Regions from separate parts of the Homo sapiens genome. Here region 1 is linked to region 2. Evidence: read pairs that join two places in POLR2A ChIA-PET (ENCODE). Cell type or tissue: OCI-LY7. All regions are shown on one strand. Links, peaks and the distances in the headings refer to the core of each region. The heading gives the core; the rest is flanking DNA.

The links. ChIA-PET counts read pairs that join two places held together with the same protein. Peaks named below come from ENCODE experiments on the same cell type or tissue, not always from the same donor. Only the 100,000 strongest peaks of a DNase experiment are listed, where the experiment ranks them.
Region 1: POLR2A ChIA-PET joins it to region 2 with 8 read pairs; 2 of 35 experiments call an interaction of 5 or more read pairs at or near these places.

Annotation. Positions count from the first base shown.
Region 1 is chr5:127,445,270-127,451,549 of GRCh38, forward strand. It overlaps MEGF10 (multiple EGF like domains 10), which reads left to right. Exons shown (of 25, transcript NM_001256545.2): 20 at 188-424; 21 at 2,288-2,415; 22 at 3,830-3,953. Among named protein-coding and RNA genes, the nearest start is that of PRRC1, 69 kb to the right of the region's middle. In OCI-LY7, for the core only: no CTCF peak of the experiment used is centred there; no DNase peak of the experiment used is centred there.
Region 2 is chr5:126,607,912-126,614,191 of GRCh38, forward strand. It overlaps PHAX (phosphorylated adaptor for RNA export), which reads left to right. Exons shown (of 5, transcript NM_032177.4): 3 at 453-573. Among named protein-coding and RNA genes, the nearest start is that of PHAX, 10 kb to the left of the region's middle. In OCI-LY7, for the core only: no CTCF peak of the experiment used is centred there; a DNase peak (open chromatin) is centred at 2,920; H3K4me3 peaks cover 3,974 bases; H3K27ac peaks cover 5,000 bases.

The DNA of each region.
Region 1 (6,280 bases), core at 759-5,758, 840 kb after region 2:
GCATGGATAGGCCGACAACATCTGACAATGAGGAATGTTTGCTTTTTCTTCCTGCTCTGTTTCCAAATTAATGTTTTATGAACTGAAAATATGCAGGCATTAGCACAGAAGGAGGTTTTTGTAAGTAGAGATCAAACGTTTATCCAGCACATTGTCATCCTTTCTCAAGTCTCTCTTCTTTTTCTAGCTGGTGTTATCATAGTTGGAAATCTGAACAGCTTAAGCCGAACCAGTACTGCTCTCCCTGCTGATTCCTACCAGATCGGGGCCATTGCAGGCATCATCATTCTTGTCCTAGTTGTTCTCTTCCTACTGGCATTGTTCATTATTTATAGACACAAGCAGAAGGGAAAGGAATCAAGCATGCCAGCAGTTACCTACACCCCTGCTATGAGGGTCGTCAATGCAGATTATACCATTTCAGGTAAGAGCAGAGGCAGGAGAGGCATTTTGCTTCTTGAAAAGTTAAATTTCATTCGGGTTCTTTAAAACTGGGTGTTTGGCTGTGCTGTCCATTGTTTCTGTCAATTCTCATTGAGAGAATTCTATGTTTGGAAAAGGTATACATTGCTAGAGATGAGTTTTTTATTTCAACAATAGTAAATTGTCATTCTGTGGTTTGCTATAAGGGTTTTAAAATTGAGCTCATTGTGTTTGTGGTTTAGATTTAGGGAATTTCAATCCATAAGGAGCTTTGTATCCAGCCTCAAGCTTTTGTCATATGTGAGGGGGGTGAGGAGGAAGAGAGGATGATAAGTTTACCAAGGTCATGGATCAGATTAGGGACCAGTTCTCCTGTCTCTGAATGAGGGTACTTTCTATGTGCTTCCCAGCCTCTCCCTAGGCCTACCCGAATCGTTAACTGAAGGGAACAAAGTTATATCAGAAACAGCTTTTTGGTATTAGCAAGAACCAAGGCAGCCCTTTAAGAAAACTCTTGATTTTTTCTGTTCTGTCACAATGCCTCATAAAAGGAAAAATAAAATTATAATCAATCATCAGTAGAAGCAACCATTTACATGGAGGAATTTAAAAGTTTAAAATCTTTATTACTTTTTGGGTGATTATTGAAGGCCTTCTGGTTGGTTACATGTTTAAAACTACAAAATTCCGTGGAAATATGAGAAGTAGCTGATTTACATAGTAGTGCATTTTCAGTGCAGAATTATTGTGTCAAGAACTCAAGTGTTTAAAAAAAGGAAAGTTGCAGAGTAGCTTCAAATGATACCTTCCCAGCTGTACCAGCCCCAAAGCAAAGAGCAGTTATCTGTGGATACTGTGAACAAAAGTTCTCTGAAAAGGAATTTGGGGGAAAGAGATTTTATTCCAGTGAACGGTTTGCAAACCCAGGAGTTGCAGCCAGTGTAAAATGAAAGTGCAGTTCAGAGAACAAAGGGAAGGCTTGGGTTTTATAGCAAAAGTCCCCACCCAGCTTCCAATCAGGCCCTTTTAGGAAAGTGAAGGATTGAAACTGGTTTAATTCTAATTGATCAGTGCAGCTGAGTTCTGGTTGGTTGACACAGCGGAACCCTGATCCTTTGATAAAGCTAAGCCCTGATTAGCTAAGGCAGGTAAGCTCTGATTGGTTGGTTCAGCTGAGCTCTGAAAGACCCAAAGATAAAAAGCTGGGTTTTCAGGGAACTCAGAGTACAGGTGTGATCCTTAGTCAGCAAAGGCCTGCTTGACTCGATTTTAAATTTAGGCCTAGGCAGCCACTCCTATGGATCTTAAATAATTGGTTCTTTCAGTTTCACATTTGTTCACAAGCTTTCATACTTTTCCAAGGAGGCAGTTAGGAAGGTAGAGGCCTGTTGCTTCTAGAAGCTTTGCTGAGTAGGCTGGGCAGGAGGAGATTCTGCCCAGCTTGTGATATGGAAGGAGTCCGGACATTTGTTCAGTTATTTATTTATTTGTTTTTTTATTTAGAGATGGAGTCTCGCTCTGTCACCAGACTGGAGTGCAGTGGTGCGATCTCGGCTCACTGTAACCTCTACCTCCGGGGTTCAAGCGATTCTTCTGCCTCAGCCTCCCGAGTAGCTGGGACTACAGGCGCATGCTACCGTGCCCGGCTAATTTTTTTTGTACTTTTAGTAGAGATGGGGTTTTACTGTGTTAGCCAGGATGGTCTCGATCTCCTGACCTCGTCATCTGCCCGCCTTGGCCTCCCAAAGTGCTGGGATTACAGGCGTGAGCCACCTCGCTGGGCCTGTTTTGTTATTTTGATTCCCTTTTTTCACACACATTTATGGGAGCCTGCTGCCTTAACCATTTCCTTCCCTTCTTGCAGGAACCCTTCCTCACAGCAATGGTGGAAACGCTAATAGCCACTACTTCACCAATCCCAGTTACCACACGCTCACCCAGTGTGCCACATCCCCTCACGTCAACAACAGGGACAGGATGACTGTCACGAAGGTGAGAGGAATTGGTTCAAGTCTTTGGAAGTGGGCTGGGGAGAGAGGAAGGGAACCAGCATTTATTGAGGGCCGCTGTTCACCAGAGGCTGTTCTAGGTACTTTACATATATTATCTAATTTATTCCTCTAAACAGTCCTCTGAGTGTGCTTTGGGAATCTCAAGTTTACTGATGAAAACCTGAGTAGTAGGGAGTTTAAGTTACTTCCAGACATAGCTGCCCGATAATGAGTGAGGCAGCTGCTGTGTGAGTCAAAGTCTCTCTGTCTCTACAATCTGTACTGTTTCCATTACACCGCTTTAGAAAAACGTTTCTAATTTTACATGAGATTTTAAAATAATGACTCATAATGACATTAACAAAAACATAAAGACCTATAGCAGAATCAGCCGTGGGCAAAATCTCCAAGTGTGTCTCTTCTGACCGCCCGTCCTCCAGTACCCGTTCCTGGCCACCTGTGCTTTAGTAACAACAACAGTAATAGGCACTGATTTGGGTTGAACCACATGAAATTGCTATTTTTGTAGGTCAACAGTGGTCACATAGCAACAACCTAATATTATGTGCCAAGCATTTCTAATCACTTAAAAATATAAACTCATTTAATCTTCACACCAGTCCTATAAATCAAGAGTGATTATTATGCCGATTTTACAGATGAGGAAACTGAGTCACAGAGAGGTTGGAGACAGAGTGTCTAGAACCCAGAGCTGCTACTCCAATAGCACCCAACTCACCCCAGGTCTTCCCCACAATGCTCTGAAGTCTCAAACATTTCTTTCTTCCAGTCATACCCAAATTATATTTCTAATCTCTGTTGTCTAATTCCAGTGCTCTATTAGAAAAAAAATCAAGCTAATTAAGTTAATCCAGTTGTAATTTAATTAATGCAGCTATAGATTTTAATTATAGTGCTTCATGGTTAAATATCACTCCACATACCCCAGAGACTTTCACATTCATCAATTTATTCTCATACAAATTCAGGGAAGGAGGCAAAGCAGATAATCTTATCCTCATGTTTACGCCTAGGATAACTGCTAAGAGTCACCTGTGATTCACACAAACATACAATTTTTGATGGAAGAACTTAGACCAAGAGTTCTTTTTTTTTTTTTTTTTCCAAATCAAAGTTACATGTGTATAAATCCAAATAAGGTCTAATTGGCACAGGATGACAGAGTGAAATGAAGATCTTGAGGTGGTGGAGGGAGTAGCTAGGACTGAAGGACATGAACTCCTGCCAGCTTGCAAGTCCCACCAGGTTACAAGCAGTCACCTCGGCCCCTGAGCTCAGGTCACTCTAAGGACTGGTCCTCAATATGTGCCCTGGACTTTTCCCCAGGTCCATAACGCTGTGCTGTGCCGCATTGTATTTTGTTTTTAATCTTTCGTTGTTTATATTTTTAACAGTCAAAAAACAATCAACTGTTTGTGAATCTTAAAAATGTGAACCCTGGGAAGAGAGGCCCTGTGGGGGACTGCACTGGGACATTGCCGGCTGACTGGAAACATGGCGGCTACCTCAACGAGCTCGGTGAGTTCTCCCAACGCACGTCCCCAGAAGCACCTTGACCTGTCAGTCCCTGAAACAGTCACGGATCTCTGTTTGTGCCAAGGTGTTCTATTGAAAACTTGCATCAAAAAGCACAATAGCAGAATTATGCCTAACACCTGTACAGGGCTATCTACTGTCCTAAGGGCTTTATCTATTCAACAAACATTTATTGAGTTCCTACTATGTGCCAGGAATTGATCAAAAGAGATTGGGATCTCTGCCTGCTCGTAGCTTACATTCTTGCTCTATGCCTGTTAACTTAATTCTCACAAGTACTCTAATAGGTGGGTACTATTGTTATCACCATCTGCATGTTACAGTTGAGAAACTGAGTCATAACAAGGTTATGTTACTTGCACAGGACCTCATCGCCTGTTAAATGTTAGAGCTAGTATTGGACCCTGTCAGCTTGGCTCACAGCTGTGTGCTCTTCCTTGTTCTCTTTTGATATAGGGTATCTGTACTTGAGATCCCCTTCCCTTTCAGGTGAGGAATCAGAGATACCAACAGGAATACAGTGGATCAGTGGTTCGGGCAACTTTTTGAAATTAGGACTCCTTTGCATTCTTAAAATTTATTGAGGACCCAAAAGAGCTTCTGTTGATAGGGGCTATATCTATTTATATTTACCATACTAAATGAAATTTAATATGTAAATAAAAACTGGAAAAAATAGAATGTTAATTTATTTAAATTAATAATAATCACATTTCATGGTAACATAAATTGTGTTTTTATTAAAAAAAACTACATTTTCCAAAACCCTTCAAAATTAGCGAGAAGAGCAATGCTATTTTACATTTTTATAAAAAAATCTCTTTAATGTCCAGCTTAATAGAAGATAGCTGGATTATCATGTCTGCTTTTACGTTCAGTTGGTTTTGATCTCATACTTTATGTAGCTTCTGAAAAACTCCACTGTACACTTGAAAGAGAATTAGAGTGAAAACGGCAAATATTGTTGTTGTATTGTTATGGAAATAGTTTTGCAGCTGGGCACAATGGCACAGGCCTATAGCCCCAGCTACTTGGGAGCCTGAGGCAGGAGGATTGCTTGAGCCCAGGAGTTTGAGTCTGATCTGGATGACATAGCGAGACTCACCTCTTAAAATATATATGTGTATATATAGTTTTGATCTCATAGGCCTCCTGAAAAGGGGGCAGGAATGCTTGGTCCATACTTAAAGAACTTCTGTGATATACCATTAATTATGCAGTGCAGTTTCCAAGCCTGTAACCCATATTTTCAGACAGGAGTTTGATGATGTAGTAACTTACAGGTGTGCAGTGTCTTACGGATAGCAAATCCTTTCACGTACATTTATTTGGAGGTAGGTGCCAGAAATCCCAGTTAAATTTGAATTTCAGATAGATAAGCAACACATTTTTTTGTATAAACATATCACAGATATTACATGGGATGTACACTAAAGATTATTTTTTGTTTCTTTTAAATTTTAATATAACTGACCTTTGTGTATTTTCATTTGCTAATGTTTTGTTTTGTTTTGTTTTGTTTTTGTTTTTGTTTTTGAGACAGAGTCTCGCTCTGTCGTCTAGGCTGTAGTGCAGTGGCGCGATCTCGGCTCACTGCAAGATCTGCCTTCTGGATTCAAGTGATTCTCCTGCCTTAGCCTCCCAAGCAGCTGGGATTACAGATGTGCACCACCATGCCTGGCTGATTTTTGCATTTTCAGTAGAGACAGGGTTTCTCCATGTTGGCCAGGCTGGTCTCAAACTCCTGACCTCAAGTGATCTTCTTGCCTCAGCCTCCCAAAGTGCTGGGATTACAGGCATGAGCCACCACACTTGGCCCATTTGCTAAATTGGATGATCCTCCTGGGTGGACTCTCTCCTGTGAATCTTGTTTTGTAGAGGAGTAGACTGGGAGGCACAGAGAGGTTAACCCTCTTGTCTGAAATTTCAAAGAAGGAAAGGGGTAAAGCCAGATTTCAAAGTTGATCTTCTGACTGCTCCCCTTAAACACTGCTTCTCCTGTAAGCAGTGTCAAGTTCTCTGAGCCAGTCATAGGAACTGATCCCTGTGGGAATGCCTCTTTCTATGGAAATAAAAATGTTTTACTGGTGAATACAAATTCTTAGTCATTTCCATAGTGTAGTCGTTATCACGCTCGCTGTACAAATTCCTAACTTTTATCTGTATTCTATACCATTTTTATCAATAGGATGAGTATTTCTAACCACAGTAAAATTATTTACATACGAGACTCACAATATGCTTATTGGTAACATCATCTAACATTAAAGGAGACTTTTTAGGAGTCTTAATTACATTTATAATTTAGC
Region 2 (6,280 bases), core at 14-5,013:
TTTTTGTTCTGAGGCAGGGAGTCTATGAGGGAAAGGTCCTATCCCATTTTAAAGCTCCAGACATCTCTGGAATTATGTGAGCCTTAGCTTTTAGGCGTAATAATTGAAAGTATATATGTCTGTTATTTATTTTGACAATAGTGGACTGCCTTTATCATCTTTTGCATTCAGACCTGCATTCATCGTGCTGCATGTGCATTTTGAAATCTGCTATAATCCAATAAGACAAATAAGCCAATTATGAGAGTTTAGATGGAAACTTGAGGTTACCATCTCCTTCTGTGACCCAAGATTAGGAATATTTACATGTCAGTGATTCCAAGATTAAATATTGAAGATTTAGAAAACCAAAAGTTACTAGAATCAGATTTTTATTCTAGCTGGTGACTAAGGTAGATTTCTTCAACTTTGTACAACAAACAAAGAGGATAATTTTACTTGTTTCTCATCAGGTTACAGGAACCAAAGAAAGACCTGATAGCCCGAGTAGTGAGGATTATTGGTAACAAAAAGGCAATTGAACTTCTGATGGAAACCGCTGAAGTTGAACAAAATGGTGGTCTCTTTATAATGGTAAGACTGCTTAACTGTTTTTGTTTTTGTATTGTTTATCCTGTGTTTTTGTTTTTGATTACAAATTTAACTTTGCCCTTGTTGGATCTGTGATTTATCATGCATTCTTACAGTATGTTTGAAGTTTTTAAACTATTATCAACAATGAAGACTGTTAAAAAAAAATTAGTTGCCAGGCACGGTGGCTCAAGCCTGTATTCCTAGCACTTTGGGAGGCTGAGGCGGGCCGATCACCTGAGATCGGGAGTTCGAGACCAGCCTGACCAACATGGAGAAACCCTGTCTCTACTAAAAATACAAAATTAGCCAAGCGTGGTGGCACATACCTGTAATCGCAGCTACTCAGGAGGCTGAGGCAGGAGAATCACTTGAACCTGAGAGACCAGAGGTTTCAGTGAGCTGAGATCGCACCCTTGCACTCCATCCTGGGCAACAGGAGCGAAACTCCGTCTCAAAAAAAAAAAGAATAAAAAGAAAAAAAAATTAGTACAGTTGTTTTTGCAGTTAGTACTTCCCTGACAAAAAAACAAACAAACAAACATAAATTATAGCCTGTTGCCGTATAGTCACCAAAACATTTCTTACATGATTTGTTAAAGGTAGGGGTTGAATTTTTTTTTTTTTTTTTTTTTTTGAGAAGGAGTCTCGCTCTGTCGCCCAGACTGGAGTGCAGTGGCGCAATCTCGGCTCACTGCAACCTCCGCCTCCCGAGTTCAAGCAATTCTCCTGCCTCAGCCCCCCAAGTAGCTGAGATCACAGGCATGCACCACCACACCCGGCTAACGTTTGTATTTTTAGTAGAGACGGGGTTTCACCATGTTGCCCAGGCTGGTCTCAAACTCCTGACCTTAGGCAATCCACCCAGCTCGGCCTCCCAAAGTGCTGGGATTACAGGCGTGAGCCACTGCACCCGGCCAAAGGGTTGAAGTTTTAAGACGACAAAGTCTAGGGGAGCCTAGGAGCTCAGATCTTGAGAATATGGGTTTTAGAGTTTGGGTACCCTTTTTTACTTCTAGATTTTCAACATACTAATTGAAATTCGGCTAAGTTGTTTGACTTCTTGGAGCCTCAGTCTCCTCAGCTGTAAAATGGAGATTAGTCCTACATTTTAAGGATTAGAGGAGATGGTGCACATGAAATACTGACCACAGTGCCCAGCACTTTAGCAATGGTAAACAGAAGTGTTCATTTTGGTTCACTTAATTCATGCATTCTTGAAAAAGAGGGCAAAAAAAAAAAACAAAACACCCTTTTTTTTGTTTGTTTGTTTTTTGAGACGGAATCTCACTCTGTCGCCCAGGCTGGAGTGCAGTGGCACGATCTCAGCTCACTGAAACCTCCATCTCCCGAGTTCAAGCAATTCCCCTGCCTCAGCCTCCCAAGTATGCTGGGACTATAGCCTGCCACCACGCCCAGCTAGTTTTTGTATTTTAGTAGAGGCAGGCTTTCACCATGTTGCCTAGGCTGGTTGAGAACTCCTGAGCTCAGGCAATCCGCCTGCCTCGGCCTCCCAAAGTGCTGGGATTACAGGCTTGAGCCACTGTGCCCGGTCAACACTTTTGTTATGTAAGCACAGATAGATACACAATAAAGTACAAATAGGTATACAGTATTTTTGTGTGTATTAAAATTTCCTGGGTATAAGAATGAAAGTTGGGGGAAGTCTAAAAAGTTCCTGGGGTGGTAGAGCAATAATGGGAGAAAAGTTTGAGAAGCTCTTTACTGTTTCAGAATGACAGAAAGAGCTCCTCTGGCTAGGCCAGATCACGAGCACTGGCGGTTATAGAAGGGTTTGGCATATCTCATTGAATTCAGCTTTCACCACAGGGTGAGGATGAAGGTTTGAATGACTTCCTTGTTTTTTGTTACTGATAAGTCTGAATACTGTAATAACATCACAAGGGAGTAGATCAATATTGTGCTTTGGACATGGGGAGAAAAAAAACCCAGTTAGGATTAATAGCATTGGCTAAGGAAACAGCCTGTGAACATAAATTACAGAAGTCAAAACAGAAGTTAGCAACAAAAGAAATTATAATAATCATGAATGCACTGCCATCCCTATTTGTGTCATTGTTAAAGTACTTCAATTTTCATTCAGTTGAACACAGAGTTACAGATTTCATCAATATTTTAGTACTGTAGTGATAAAACTTTATATTCCAGTGAGCTAATGCAGATTTACTGAATATTGGGAAGATGCAAGTTCAAATTTACTTTCTTATTTTATTTTATTTTTTGAGACACAGTCTGGCTCTCTTGCCCAGGCTGGAGTACAGTGGCGCGATCTCAGCTCACTGTATCCTCCACCTCCCAGGCTCAAGCCATCCCCCACCTCAGCCTTCTGAGTAGCTGGGATTGCAGGTGCGTGCCACCGCGCTTGGCTAATTTTTTGTGTTTTTAGTAGAGATGGAGTTTTACCATGTTGCCCAGGCTGGTTTTGAACTTGTGAGCTCAAGGAATCTGCCCACCTCGGTCTCCCAAAGTACTGGGATTACAGGTGTGAGCCACTATGTCCAGCCCCCAAATTTACTTTCTTTTTTTTTTTGTTTTTTTTCTTTTCGTTTGTTTGTTTGTTTGTTTGTTTTGAGATGTAGTTTTGCTCTTGTTGCCCAGGCTGGAGTCCAATGGCGCAATCTTGGCTCACCACAACCTCTGCCTCCCGGGTTCAAGCGATTCTCCTGCCTCAGCCTCCCAAGTAGCTGGGATTACAGGCATGCGCCACCACCCCGGCTAATTTTGTATTTTTAATAGAGACAGGGTTTCTCCATGTTGAGCAGGCTGGTCTCAAACTCCTGACCTCAGGTGATCTGCCGGCCTCGGCCTCCCAAAGTGCTGGGATTACAGGCGTGAGGCACCACGCCCGGCCTCCAAATTTACTTTCTTTGGATACATTATTTCCTTGAATTCAGTGCTTTCTACGTGCCAGGCACTGTTCTAGAGGAGGGAGCTTATGTTGTGGTTGGGGGAAAGGAAGACAGTCTATAAACAATAAATATAACTTCAAGTATGTTAAAAAGTGATACATTGACCAGATGCACCTGTAATCCCAGCACTTTGGGGGGCCAAGGAGGGTAGATTGCTTGAGTACAGGAGTTCGAGACCAGCCTGGGCAACATGGTGAAATCCTGTTCTACAAAAAATATGTATACATATATTAGCCAGGCTTGGTGGCACATGTGTTTAGTCCCAACTACCTAGGAGGCTGAGGTGGGAGGATCACTTGAACCTGGGAGGTCAAGGCTGCAGTGAACTGTAATCGTGCCACTGCGCTCCAGCTTGGGTGACAGAGCGAGACCCTGTCTCGAAAAAAAAAAAAAAGTGATACATCCTATGGGAAAAGAAAGAAATCAGATGGAGCTATAGGGAATAGTAGCAGAGAGGAGGACGTTGCAGTTAAACTAGAGTGGTCTGGGTAGATGTTATTAAGAAGGTGCAATTTGAACAAAGACTTGAGGTGAAGCAATGAATACTGCAGGAAGAATAGACCAAGCAGAAGTAACAGCTATTGTAGAAGTGAAGGGTGCCCAGCAAGGCCAGAACTAGCATGAAGTGAGCAGTTTACTTGCTTTAGGTTCAAAATTTGACAGTGCCTTAAAAACTCAATAATCAAAATAAATAATATTTGAATGTACCAGTTCAAAAATCAAAATTAATGCAAAAAATCCATAATGGACAAAATTTTAAAGATAGGCTCTTACCCTGTACTTGGCAAGACTGCTCTCTCCACCCTAATCTCTACCTAGTTCCTGTCTCAACAAGGGGCCAATGTGGCAGGAGCAGAGTGCATGAGAGAGTGAGTAGGATATAAGGTCAGAGAGATAATTGGGCCAGGTCTAGTGGGAACTTGTTTGCCATCTTAAGGAATTTTCCTTTTACTTTAAATGAAATGGCCCATAGAGGGTTTTGAACAGATAAGAAATGCATTTCCTAGGCCGGGCGTGGTGGCTCACACCTGTAATCCCACCACTTTGGGAGACCGAGGTGGGCGGATCACCTGAGGTCAGGAGTTGAGACCAGCCTGACTAATGTGGAGAAACCCCATCTCTATTAAAAATACACAAAAATTAGCCAGGTATGGTGGTGTATGCCTGTAATCCCAGCTACTCAGGAGGCTGAGGCAGGAGAATCGTTTGAACCCGGGAGGTGGAGGTTGCCATGAGCCGGGATTGCGCCATTGGACTCCAGCCTGGGCAACAAGAGCGAAACTCGGTCTCAAAAAAGAAAAAGAAATGCATTTCCTTTCCGCTGCTGTTTTGAGAATAGACTGAACTGGGGAATAAGATTAGATGCAGGAAAAGCCTTTCCAATGGGTCTGACCAGCATGGTAGCAGTGGGGTGAAGGAAAAGTGGTCAGATTCTGGGTATATGTGGAAGATACGGCCAACAGAATTTCCTAGTGGATTAGATGGAGGATGTAAGAAAAGGAAGAGTCAAAGATGACTCCAAGGTTTTTAGCCAGTTTGAAGAGCAATATCCAAAAATTCACATTGGCTTCAAAGTCTCAAAAGTCTATTTAACATGAACATGGAAGGGTATGTATAATGGATTGTTTAATGAAAAGACAGATTAGAAACCAATTGGCCAGGCGCAGTGCCTCATGCCTGTAATCCCAGCATTTTGGGAGGCTGAGACGGGCATATCACCTGAGGTCAGGCGTTCGAGACCAGCCTGTCCAACATGGTGAAACCCCGTCTCTGCTAAAAATACAAAAATTAGCCGGGTGTGGTGGCATGTGCCTGTAATCACAGGTGCTCGGGAGGCTGAGGCAGGAGAATTGCTTGAACCTGGGAGGTGGAGGTTGCAGTGAGCAGAGATTGTGCCACTGCACTCCATCCTGGGCAACAAGAACATGACTCTGTCTCAAAAATAAATAAACAAGCCAATTTATATGACAGAATCCCATTTGGGGTTGGAGTTACAAATATATGTGGCATATAAAAAAGTAAAAAGATGTCCAGGTGTGGTGGCTCACACGTGTGTAATCCTGAGACCAGCCTGGGTGACATGGTGAAACCTTATCTCTACCAAAAAAATACAAAAATTAGCTGTATGTTGTGGCACATGCTTGTAGTCCCAGCTACTTGGGAGGCTAAGGAGGTGGGAGGATCCCTTGAGCCCAGAAGGTCGAGCTGCAGTGAGGCATGATCACACCACCTCACTTCAGCCTGGGTGAAGAGCGAGACTGTGTCAGAAAAAAGTAAAAAGATTATATGTGTCAAAATGTTACAGTGATTACCTATGGTTAGTAGGATCATGGGTGGTTTTTTTCTTTTCTTTTTCTTTCTTTCTTTTTTTTTTTCCTTTTTGATACAGGGTCTCACTCTGTCATCCAGGCTGGAGTACAGTGGCACAATCGCAGGTCACTGCAGCCTCGACCTCCCTGGCTCAAGCAGTCCTTCCACTTCAGTCTCCCAAGTAGCTGGGACTATAGGCTTAAGCCACAATGCCCAGCTAATTTTTGTATTTTTTGTAGAGACAGGGTTTCACCATGTTGCCCAGGCTGGTCTCAAACTCCTGGGCACTCAAGCAATCCATCTGCCTCTAGGATTACAGGTGTGAGCCATTGTACCCCGCCTATTTTTTCTTTTAACCGCATGTTTTTGCTACTTTTTCTGCAATTAACATATATTTGAGACAGTCTTGCTCTGTCACCCAGGGTGGAGTACAGTGTTGCCATCTCAGCTCACTGCAACCTCTGCCTCCC